Linked DNA regions of Homo sapiens: all the other regions are linked to region 3. Evidence: chromatin contacts called from ENCODE Hi-C or POLR2A ChIA-PET data. All regions are on one chromosome and are shown on one strand. Each heading gives the region's core, a stretch centred on a gene start or an enhancer-like site at or near the end of the contact. The rest is flanking DNA. Distances are from core to core; before and after follow the strand shown. Region 1 overlaps LOC105377144 (a long non-coding RNA gene). Region 2 overlaps LRIG1 (leucine rich repeats and immunoglobulin like domains 1). Region 3 overlaps LOC105377141 (a long non-coding RNA gene).

Region 1 (3,605 bases), core at 365-2,864, 210 kb after region 3:
CTGGTCTGGGAAGGATTACATTCAAGTAGGTGAAATGCACAGACTCTTCATGAAAGAAACCATGACATAAAAAAAAATCAACATTTCAGTTAAGTAAAGATTGCTTAGGTAGAGGTAAAACAATTTAGCATATTATGAAAAACTCCTTGTTGGCATTTTAATAGCCTTCATATTAAAAATTATTACTTCCCCTAAGGAGAAAGTTTTTAGCATGTCTTATGAACCTGGAACTGTAAGAGGTTTCTGGATTTTGGACAGAGGCAAAGCCAAGGATAGGTGAAAGGGATCAATATAGCTCTCAAAAGAATTTAAGTGCCACTAAGTCTCCTTGACTTTACCAAACTTCTAGCAAATGCCTCACAGTGATGTTAGTAAATACAGAACAAGTCTATCATTTTGGGAAAGTTTTCTTTTTAAAGACTATTATGGCACCAGAATTAATGCTTATGAAATTTTAGATGATGATTCAGGCAGAATGATAATGTTGGGTAAACGATTTTCCTCCCAACTTTGAGTCTCTGCCACGCTGGCCATCACACATATTGTATGGATCTGCCAACAGTACCTTCCTTTTCTTTCAGAGTAGAAAGATTAAATGAACTTCTTCCTAGCACACACAGATGGCTTATCAGTTGGCGGTTTTCTTCAAGTCCCTACTTGCAACTCCTCAAAACTTATCTAAAAATCATTACCAAAGCTGCAAATACAGATTTTCAGATCAGGAAATATTACCTGATTTATGAATCGTACACATGGGGTATAACTGACAAAGCCTCATCACTCATGATAGGCTCACCCGCTCTCCTTCCCTGTTCACAGCTCAAAAACCTCATTTAAGATGAGATTAGAACAACACAGCTTCATTAACCTTGGCAGCCTGGCAGATGGCATTGGCCTTCAACCCGGGACCAGCCAGTGAGCCTGGTGCTGGCTGCTGTATTGATCCATGTGTCATTCTCCTGAAAGCAAAGCTGCAGACTGAATTCCTTTTGGTGAAATTCCATTCCAGGCAAACACCTGGATTCACCCCAGTGATTGGACCTGTGCAGGCTTTTGTCTATCTTCTGAGAATTACTCTGCAAATGCTGGAAGAATCAGGGTTTAGGAAGCTCCAAATCCAAAATGAAAAATGAGATCTGGCATATGTGCTACAAATTGGAAAGACCTTACTGCTTGTGATATCCGTGGGCCCTTAATCAGAAAACTTTAATTTCCCGCTTCCCTTTTCTCTTGTTTGACTTTGGATTCTGTTTCAAAGTTTCTAAGTCAACAATATAATCAACTGAACTTAGAACAACTTCCTGCTCCTGACAGGAAGAAAAAAAGAAATCTCTTTGTTTCTCCAGTGGTTGGGGAGTAAACGAACCTCCCAGGGAAAGAAAAATCCTTTGGCTATATTTCTCTTGCTTGAGAAAGAGCAGAACAAGGAGGGTCTTCTGATTTTGAATCCGTTGCATACACTGGAGTTAAAAGTCGAGTTGTCTATAGCAGCCAGGCAGATAAGTGGTTACTGTTCACCAATCTATATGCTCCCCTGTATTTCCCAGTCTCCGTTGCAGTTAGCTTAGGACCATGTGACTAGTTCTGGCCAATGGGCTGTTAGGGGAAGCTTCTCGTATCACTTTCAGGTCAAGGTTGCTAACAGGGGGCCTGCCTTCTCCATCTCCTTCCTCTGCTGTAGTGACTTTGGAGGCCACATCTTCCATATAAGAGAGAGCTATCTGGCCTTTGACCTATAGTCCACATTACATAAAGTAGAAATAAATCTTCAGCATGAGGCCACTGAGATTTTCAAGATTTGTCTAGAGCAGCTGCTACTCAAATGCAACATCTTCAGTTGTATATTTTAGGATAAGACACACTTTATCAAATATAAAGACATGTTCTTCACTGTCCCAAGAGAATATTCTGTCTGCTATTATTTCTTAAATAAATTAACAATGATAGTAGTTAATATTTATTTTATACTCACAATGTTCCTTTATTATCCCCAGTTTACTTATGAGGAAACTGAGACACAGAGAGGCTAACTCATTTGCCTGATGTCACATAGTAAGTAGAAGTAGGGTTCTCAGATTTGGCAAATAAAAATACATGAGATACAATTATACTAAAAATTATTCATTATTTATCTGAAATTCATATTTAACTGTGTTTTCTATATTTTATCTGGCAACTCAACTAGAAGAGGCTACCAGATTTGGGTCCAGATAGTCTGACTTTTGAATCCACAAGCTTAATTATATGTTACCAGCTGCTTCTCAGACTATTTTTAGTTTTATATTTTTATTAAAAATATGGGTAAAAATTTTTCTTTCAATTCTATTTTTGAAAACAGACTGACATAAACAGAGCAAGCACAAAGATAAATAGCTACTGTGTTGGAGCTACAACATCAGACATACAACAGGGATTGGTGGGGACTGTGGCAAGTTGGAGATCATATACTTCATATACAGAGAGCAGTCACTACTATGCTACTATAGATAGTTGCCACGTGGGAACCCAGGCTTCTTCTAAAAGAAGTCAGAAATCTAGATTTTTGTACGAAATCTTCCCATTTTAAAATGCTGGTAACTTAAAAAAAAAAAAAAAAAAAATATATATATATATATATATATATATATATATATATATATATATATATATATATATCCCTTCATGGGTCTATACAGTTCTAGAGAAAAAGAAGAGCTCTGGAGGCCGAAATAAACTTGTAGATCATCAGGTTGTCATCTCTGTATTCACATGAAGAATCTTTTGAAGACACTGTTGTTATTTGTCTTTAGGTTGCTGGGAAGCCTCTATTTCTGCATAGCCTTCCTATGGAGGAACCAGTCCTAGGATTGCAATTTAAAACTCCAAATCATGATTAGGTATATATTTGATTTCAGTCAATGACTTATCTTTGTGGTTTGGATTGTGTTTTCAAGTCCCTACTTGCAACTCAAAGCTTCTGCTAGGACAAGACATTGCGCTAAGCACTATAGGACTATAGATAAGAGCAAGTTTCGATGCTCATCTTCTCTCCTATCTCATAAGTCAGAACAAGACAAATAGTACAATGCCATAACAGAATGGGGATAGGCAGTTAAGAAAGGGACAGACAGACTTAGTACGAAGTGTATATGAACAAAGGAGAGGCATCTGGGTGAGTCCATTTGGAAAGTCTTCATTAAGAAGGTGACACTTATGAAAGACCATGGTAGGGCAGGATTTTAGTAAACTTAAGGAAGGGGAGGCGAGAGAAAAGGGAACAGTATAAATGAGGGCCTACACTTGAGACAGTTTTCAGCTTGGCTGCTGTAGAAAATACTTTTAGAAGGTGGAGCAGTATCAGGTTGGAAAAGTAGGTTGAGGGCCTCAAATGCTAGAAAAAAGGAAGATTAAAATCAAAATAGCATACTCTCATAATATACCTTGACACCATCTATTAGCATGTTACTTTTTTTTTTTTTGAGGCGGAGTCTCGCTGTGTGGCCCAGGCTGGAGTACAGTGGCGAGATCTCGGCTCACTGCAAGCTCTGCTTCCCGGGTTCACACCATTCTCCTGCCTTAGCCTCCCGAGTAGCTGGGACTGCAGGTGCCTGCCACCACGCCCGGCT
Region 2 (3,490 bases), core at 258-2,757, 200 kb before region 3:
CTTACCAAAGTCCTACCTGGCTCACCCAGAGGGAAAGCCTGCCCTATGGCAGGAAAGGGGAGGGAGCGATGGAAAGCTTTATTTGAGGGAGGTCTATAAACAATTTAAGGGTCAAGGACTTGATGACAATGGGCCAATGAACAATGGATTATACAGCCATTTTGTGCCTGGATAATGGAGCTGTGCGAGCATTAGATTCCACACAGAAGGCTCCATAAGACAGATCGGTATGAAAAGTCAGTTTGGAGAGCTGCTGCCATGTTCGCAGTGGGTTTAAGACGTGTCCCTGGTCTGGATCCAGAGGAAGTTCAGCAGGCCTGTTCTCAAAAGTGGTGATGGTGAAGGTAGGGGTGGATGCATGGAGAGGGCACACACATCTTGCCTCCAGCAGGCACACTGGCTACTCCAGCAGGCACAATGGCTATTGCTATGGCCAGAAAGTAGGAGACAGAAGTGGCCCACAAGGGTTGCCATATGGATGGGTGAGTTCCTGGTTAGGATCCTCACAGCAGGGATCTCAAGGCTCAAGGGAGACCAGTGAGCACAAAAGGCAGGAGGGACTTAACACCTGCCCAGCAGTTCCAGTCAGGCCTGGGAATCCCACTCTTGCTCCTGCTTAGAGCAAGCAAACAGGAAAAACTCAAAATTCATCTCATTTTTTGACCATGTCTTCCTGACCGTGAGCCTGTGTCAGTCCTGTCTGAGCTAGCCTGCGTGTGTGTTTTCAGCTGTTCAGCATTTTCTGTGCTCTCTGCAACCAAACTTGGATCCCGACTCCCAGTCAAAAAGATGGCAAGAGCTACGCTCCAGGAATCAGAAGGCAAAAAGAATGTAAAGCTGCAAGTGCAGATTTCAGTGGTTTGGAGAAACAGCAAGAGTACAAGTCAACATCAAGGAATTATTTTTACTACAGCAACTGTTCTCCTGAGACTTGTTCTTCCTGTATTTAACCTTTCATTCTTGGGGTCGGAAAGAAACACACATTAAAACGCCAGCCTCGTACGCGGAGTACATTCGCAGCTAAACCCGGGCACCAGAGCCCTTCTGAAACAACAGAACTATCTTCCTGTAACTGATTATTCTGATTTGTAACTGAACCAACTTATACTCCCTTCTGATTAAATGCATGTCCTCCAAGAACCACATAATGAGGCAACTCTACGGTAAATACTGTGTGTGGTTTCAGCAAGAAATAAATTGCATCCAGCAGCTGATCTGTAACCACGGGCTGGGGTTTACTCTGATCACAGGAATTACTCCCATAATGAAGAGTACCTCCTGGCTTCCTTGTCCTTCATGAAGGAGAGAAAAAGTTACAAAGACAGTCTTACCGCACACGAAACTCTCTGGTGGCACAGAGAAAATGCTCTGACCCTTCAGTGATTCTGGGTGGGCACAGGTGGCTGTCACAAAGGCCTGCAGCATCCTGCCAATTAGCCACGGGGGCAGCCACTTCAGCTGGCAGTCACACAGGAAGCTGTCGCTGCTGATATGGCTGAAAGAAACACAACAGTGGATGCTTCAGGTGCAGCCGCAAAGGAGGGACACTCCCTTCACACACACAATGATCAGTCGCCTCCAATCAGCTTCTCAAGTGAACATCAGCAAGCTGGAAGGGGGAAATGGTTTTTCTCACACTTCCTCTCCAATTTCCCAGGGCAGTGCATATAACCCACCTGGAGATTTTGAAAAAATGCAGTTGCTGATTGGGTGGGTCAGGAGTGGAACCCACGACTCTGCTAACAAGTTCACGTATCATGCTGGGGCTGCTGACCCAAGGACCGCAACTGGAGCAGCAGCAACGTGGAGCTTATCCATGCCATGTTCTGGGACAGACACTGTTCCTGTGTGACCCTGGGCTGCCTTCTGACCTCTCCTGACCTCTGATACATCCAACAGTGCTATGCTGCCACCATCCCCCCTCTGGTTTTTCCCACTTTCCTGATAAACTACTTGGAGCTTCCAAACTCGGCCTGAGACTTTGATCCAAATTCTGCAACAAGTTCCGAGGAGGGCTCTTTTGCCTCATGGCTGTTCCTTTTCCATTTGGCAAAGCTGCATGTTTTCTTACTTCCAAATGTAATAAGCCCCGTCACTGTGCCACCCTCTTGTTTGTGCCTTGATCTTTGCACCAGTATTCTTCAGGGGGCCGGCAGAATTCGGCTCTGCTCCCTAAATAGTGCTTGTTAGTTAATTGCCACTGCCCAGGGAGCATGAGAATGCACAACTTTAGCTTTGTGGGGCTCCAACCAAAACAGAGAATATTTTCTTTTTCATTTCTCAGCAACTAAGGATAAGCTTTTTAAACAGAAATCGGAATCGCCATCTCAGCGGACATTCCTTCCTGAGGAGTCACTTGAAGATAAGTCAACCAAGAGTCTAGCTGCCTTGTTCCTGGAAGACCTCAGAGCTGTGAGCTAAAGAATGATGGCTGGCCCACGATAAGGGAAGACTGGGAAAGAGAGCACACAGGCTTCCCTGCAATACACTGTCTCTGGTACATGGTGACAAACAGGAGGCACAGGTATGCGCAGAAATTCCAAAAACATCATGCAGGCCAAGAGCACGACTTTGGCTGCCTTCTCCACCCACCACTGTCCTCAGACATCAACAAAGCAACCAAATGGACTGGCCTTCCATTTTCTTCTGTTTCTCTCCAGATTTCTAATGAGCAGAGAAACTGTCACAGCAAGGAAGAATGAAGTGTAAGCAGATGACCCAAGGCTAAATTAAGTAAAATCCACTCTTCCTCATGTTCCCCATCACCCCTAGATGAGTTGGGCATCTTATTAAAATAATTATAATTTTGGAAAGTGCTTTTCCAAAAACAGAAATAACTTATCTCAAGGCCATTATAACTGGGATGCTGGCCCATATTAGATCTTAAAATCAGCATGAGAGTTTGCATTTTTATTTCACGGGCAGGTAGCGTTCTGCTGAGAGCCATCTGGAGGGCTGTCCTACTGTGGAGTCACTGCAGGTGGCGGAAGGGCTGTAACGGCCATCCCTGAGGAAATGGTCAATTCCCATGCAGTGTTTGGGGAGGGCAGCTCCCAGGAGTGCACCCTGCATGGGGGTCAGGGCTGGCTGCGCCAGGCATGGGGGGAACTCAGCCTGGATGGAGAACTCTCCGCTGTCAGAAGCACCTCCAGCTCCCCAGCAAGAGGGCACTTCCGTGCAGTCAGGCAGAACAGCCTGGGCACTGTTCACGAAAGCCTAGGAGAGAAGGCTGGGCCATCCCTGTGCGACGTTAAGCATTTGTGCAGGACACAAGGACATATTCCATTTGAACCACAGGAACAAACGGGAAAACAAATTTGACATTTATCTTTGATCAGACACATGTAGAAAGGGCTAAGCCTCATCCTACACACGCCCTGGACGTGTGGGGCTAACGCCTTTGAGGATTTCCTACTTCTTCCACCATGAAACCCACCTCAGACAGGAGGCCAGACTCCAGGAAGACAGTGGGTACTCAGGGTGGAGACAG
Region 3 (3,668 bases), core at 17-2,516:
TTCCTTTTCTAATAAAGAGCAGCATGAAAAATCTAGCTGCAAACATAGATAAAGCTGGAAGCTTGCACGGGGAAATGCTAGTAGCTCCACCAACAGAAAAGGGCTACCTGGGGGCCAGGCATGTCCAACATGGAGACTCCATCTTCCCTTTTTTTGTTGTTGTTACCACGTGTACAGTAATAAAGAAATGGGCAACATGGCTCAACTCAGGCAGAGAACCCACCTGCATAATAAAAGATTAGGGTGGAAGCTACCAGAGATTCTCTCCCTATAGAAATGGCACACCTGTTCTAACCAGTCTTTCATGGTGTATGTAAATCAGATACCACCTCCTCACCAGCTCATCTATAAAACCCCCTGCTCGTAAACTCACTCTTTGTGTGTCTGCGTCCTTGTTCTCCATGGGACAACAAACCTCATGTTGCCGTGAGACGACAAACCTCAGCTGTTACTCCAGACAACAAGGCCATTTCACAATGACTGATGGGAGTTGGCCTATTCATACCCCAGCTCATCTACATTGGGCTTCCACAGGCCTTTTTGTGTTTTTTTCAGTGGCAACTGGGGAGAGAGTTGGCTTTGATGAGTTCAGTTGCAGAGTTTGGACTTGGTTAAGATCCTAGGTGTTTTGACCTTTCTGAACCCAGCCAGTATTTTTTTGATCTTTAATCTCACTAAATATAATTGCAGAATATACACTCATTTAAGAATTATATTGGCTTCCATTTTCTATAAAAATGTCTAACTCATATGCTAGCGTATGGTCACTTTACACTCTTTTATGGGATTCCTAGATGGGCCAGTATCAATATTCTCCTTGAAATTATCAAGAACCAAATAAACAGATGCCAGATAGTCTGATTGGAACGAAAATCTTACTTCATTTGACAATTTTTTTCTGAAGGACTGTTACCTTTAAACCTTTAAACTAGTCCACATACGTGGTACAGCTAATTCTCTACATCCCATCTTTCACATTTTTCACTTGTTACTTTTGAAAAATTAGTGGAATTTTTCACGGAGATCAGATGTGAAGAAATCTATGGCAGGGTGAAATTTTCTAGTCTAGAGGCTGCCTTTCTATGAAGGTCTCATTTCCCTTCCTTTTTAAAAAAATTAGGCTGTTTTAGGGCGGGTCTCTGTGGGTGACTCAAATTAAAACCTTTTTAGTTTGGGAAGCTGAAGCACCAAGATATTTTCACGCTGGGATTACTTGTCCAGATGGTTTGAGCACAATTTTCTTGGCATGCTCGTAAGAACACAGGAATTTTCAGGGGAAACCAGAGAACATAGTAGTGGGGAGGGTAGGTGGGGGAGGGCAAGTCAGGGCTGAGAAGGCAGAAATAAGGTTTGGATTCCACCAAATGGCACTGACCAGCTGAATTGGAATCAGTCCTAGTTATAGTTGGCACGGGTACCCCTCTCTCCGCTCCAAGATCACGGACTTTCCCTCTTCATAATGGGAATTACCTGGCTTTCCTAACAGAGAACGGAGGGGGGAAGAACTATAGGGAAATTCATGGAGCTGATGAAGATAACGATTGAGGTGCAGCCCCCAAACCTCACCATCAGGAAAGCATTGGTCAACTCCTGTATGCATGCATGGGACACCGAGCAAGGTGGGGAAGGAGGGGTGTGAAGGGCAGTGTTAGGCCTGGAAACACAGCATGGGCAGGCAACTCTCTTTGATAGCGTCAGCAACCACTGCTTAAAAACACAGAAATTAAAAATGGCAGGCAGAATTCTGAGATGGCTCCCAAGATTTCCAGGACCTGATGCACACATACTTTCCGTGTATGTGAATCATGTACAGTCCAACGTGATTCCAGGTACTGCTGTGAAAGATGTACGCAGATGTCATTAAGGCCCCAGATTAGTTGATTTTAGGATAGGGTGATTATCCAGGTGGGCCTGAACTCATCACATGAGACCTTTCAAAGGAGAAGGTGGCAGAGGTGGAACTCAGAGAGCTGGGTCTCTGTTGACCTGGGAGAAAGCAGACACCCAGGTTTGTGAAAGCCTGTGGAGGATGTGGTGATGGACTGGGGTAGCCTATAGGAGCTGACAGTGGTACCTGGCTGACAGTTGGCAGAAAAATGACCTGCATACTTAGAAGAGCACCCAAAGCCCCAAATGAGAACCACAGCCCTGGTTAATATCTTGATTTCAACCCAGTGAAGCTCTGAACAGAGACTCCAGCTAAGTCCCATGAACAGGCCTCTCACCTACAGAGCTGGAAAGATAATATATTTGTGTTGTTCCAACCTGCTAAATTTGTGGTAATTTGTTCCACAGCAAAAGAATGATGAAATGTTATGACAATGGATAGGTGAATAGTGAGAGAGGCAGTGCAGCATGGAATCAAGAAAATGAGCTCTTTCTTGGCTTTTTTTTTTTTTCTTTTTTGAGACGGAGCCTCGCTCTGTCACCAGGCTGGAGTGCAGTGGCGCGATCTCTGCTCACTGCAAGCTCCGCCTCCCGGGTTCAAGCGATTCCCCTGCCTCAGCCTCCCGAGTAGCTGGGATTACAGGCACATGCCACCACGCCCGGCTAATTTGTTTGTATTTTAGTAGAGATGGGGTTTCACCATGTTGGCCAGGATGGTCTCGATCTCCTGACCTCTTTATCCACCCGCCTTGGCCTCCCAAAGTGCTGGGATTACAGGCGTGAGCCACCATGCCCGGCTGAAAATGAGCTCTTTCTTTAAACTTCTCTGATGAAAATCCTGGCTCTGCCACTTCATAGCTGTGTGATTTTTAAACAGGTGATCTAACCTTGCTATATGTATTTCCTCATGTGTAAAAAAAGATTTAAATAGTAAGATTAAAAGAACATTATGAAGATCAAATGAAATAATATGTATCAAGCCCTAAGTCATGTGTAAAAGCCACGATGTATGTTAACTTAATGAGTGCTCAAAAAATAAGAGTTATCATCAGCAGCCATAATCTGTGGATCATATAGCACGTGTCTGGTGCTGCACAAGGGGCCTTAAAGAAATTAATCTTCAAAGAAACCCTGTGAGATTGGATTCCCCATTTTACAGATGGGGAAACTGCAACTCAGAGAGGTTCAATAACATGCCCAATATTATGCAACTAGTCAGTAGAGGAGCCAGGACGAAAACTACAGGGCTCTTTGATCCTAAACCCCATCCTGTGAACTGCTATTTTAAGTCCTATGCACAGTGAAGAGGTTGTAACTCTCCAGGTTGTTGTCCTGAGGAGACCCAGGGCACCAAGATTGGGATTCCCAAACTGCCAGGTCTCTCAAAATGGAGCCCAAATGATCCCAGAACTTTGGGAGGCTGAAGCAAGAGGATTGCTTGAACCCAGGAGTTCAAGCCCATCCTGGGCAACACAGGGAGATCCCGTCCCCATAAAAAATTAAAAAAGGAGCTGGGCATGGTGGCACATGCTTGTCATCCCAGCTACTTAGGAGGCTGAAGTGGGAGGATCCTTTGAGCCCAGGAGGTCGAGGCTGAAGTGAGCTGTGACTGTACCACTGCACTCTAGCCTGGGAGACAGAGCGAGACCCTGTCTTGAAAACGGAAAAAGATCCCCAATTCTCCAGCACTGTTCTCCACTCCATGGGATTCTCTCTGCTTTGTCCCTGTCTTGTATAGTTCCCTCCTGTTCACCCCTCAGATCTCCTGACCTCATAGATTA

What was found. Hi-C counts contacts between places; a loop is a spot of excess contacts on that map. ChIA-PET counts read pairs that join two places held with the same protein, here RNA polymerase II (POLR2A). Pooled maps may share reads with other maps.
Region 1: a map of IMR-90 shows a loop between it and region 3 (2.4-fold over the local background). The contact joins two enhancer-like sites. A Hi-C loop is called at or near these places in 3 of 168 maps with a recorded cell type or tissue (IMR-90, astrocyte of the cerebellum and chondrocyte) and 2 of 50 pooled maps. POLR2A ChIA-PET finds 5 or more read pairs at or near these places in 2 of 52 experiments (AG04450 and HEK293T).
Region 2: a loop to region 3 is called in a map of endothelial cell of hepatic sinusoid, with 4 times the contacts of the local background. The contact joins two enhancer-like sites. A Hi-C loop is called at or near these places in 5 of 168 maps with a recorded cell type or tissue (aorta, endothelial cell of hepatic sinusoid, naive thymus-derived CD4-positive, alpha-beta T cell and 1 more), 13 of 37 single-sample maps with no recorded cell type and 5 of 50 pooled maps. POLR2A ChIA-PET finds 5 or more read pairs at or near these places in 2 of 52 experiments (BJ and CD4-positive, alpha-beta memory T cell).

Annotation. Positions count from the first base shown.
Region 1 is chr3:66,808,202-66,811,806 of GRCh38, forward strand. All of the region lies in intron 2 of LOC105377144 (a long non-coding RNA gene), which reads right to left. Among named protein-coding and RNA genes, the nearest start is that of KBTBD8, 190 kb to the right of the region's middle. Within about 2 kb of position 1,615, at least 3 of the 41 ENCODE cell types and tissues checked have a DNase peak (open chromatin) inside an H3K27ac peak, as active enhancers do.
Region 2 is chr3:66,392,709-66,396,198 of GRCh38, forward strand. LRIG1 (leucine rich repeats and immunoglobulin like domains 1) reads right to left here. Exons shown (of 19, transcript NM_015541.3): 12 at 1,332-1,495. Among named protein-coding and RNA genes, the nearest start is that of LRIG1, 110 kb to the right of the region's middle. RefSeq lists an enhancer at 900-949. Within about 2 kb of position 1,508, at least 9 of the 41 ENCODE cell types and tissues checked have a DNase peak (open chromatin) inside an H3K27ac peak, as active enhancers do.
Region 3 is chr3:66,597,090-66,600,757 of GRCh38, forward strand. All of the region lies in intron 1 of LOC105377141 (a long non-coding RNA gene), which reads left to right. Among named protein-coding and RNA genes, the nearest start is that of LRIG1, 98 kb to the left of the region's middle. Within about 2 kb of position 1,267, at least 2 of the 41 ENCODE cell types and tissues checked have a DNase peak (open chromatin) inside an H3K27ac peak, as active enhancers do.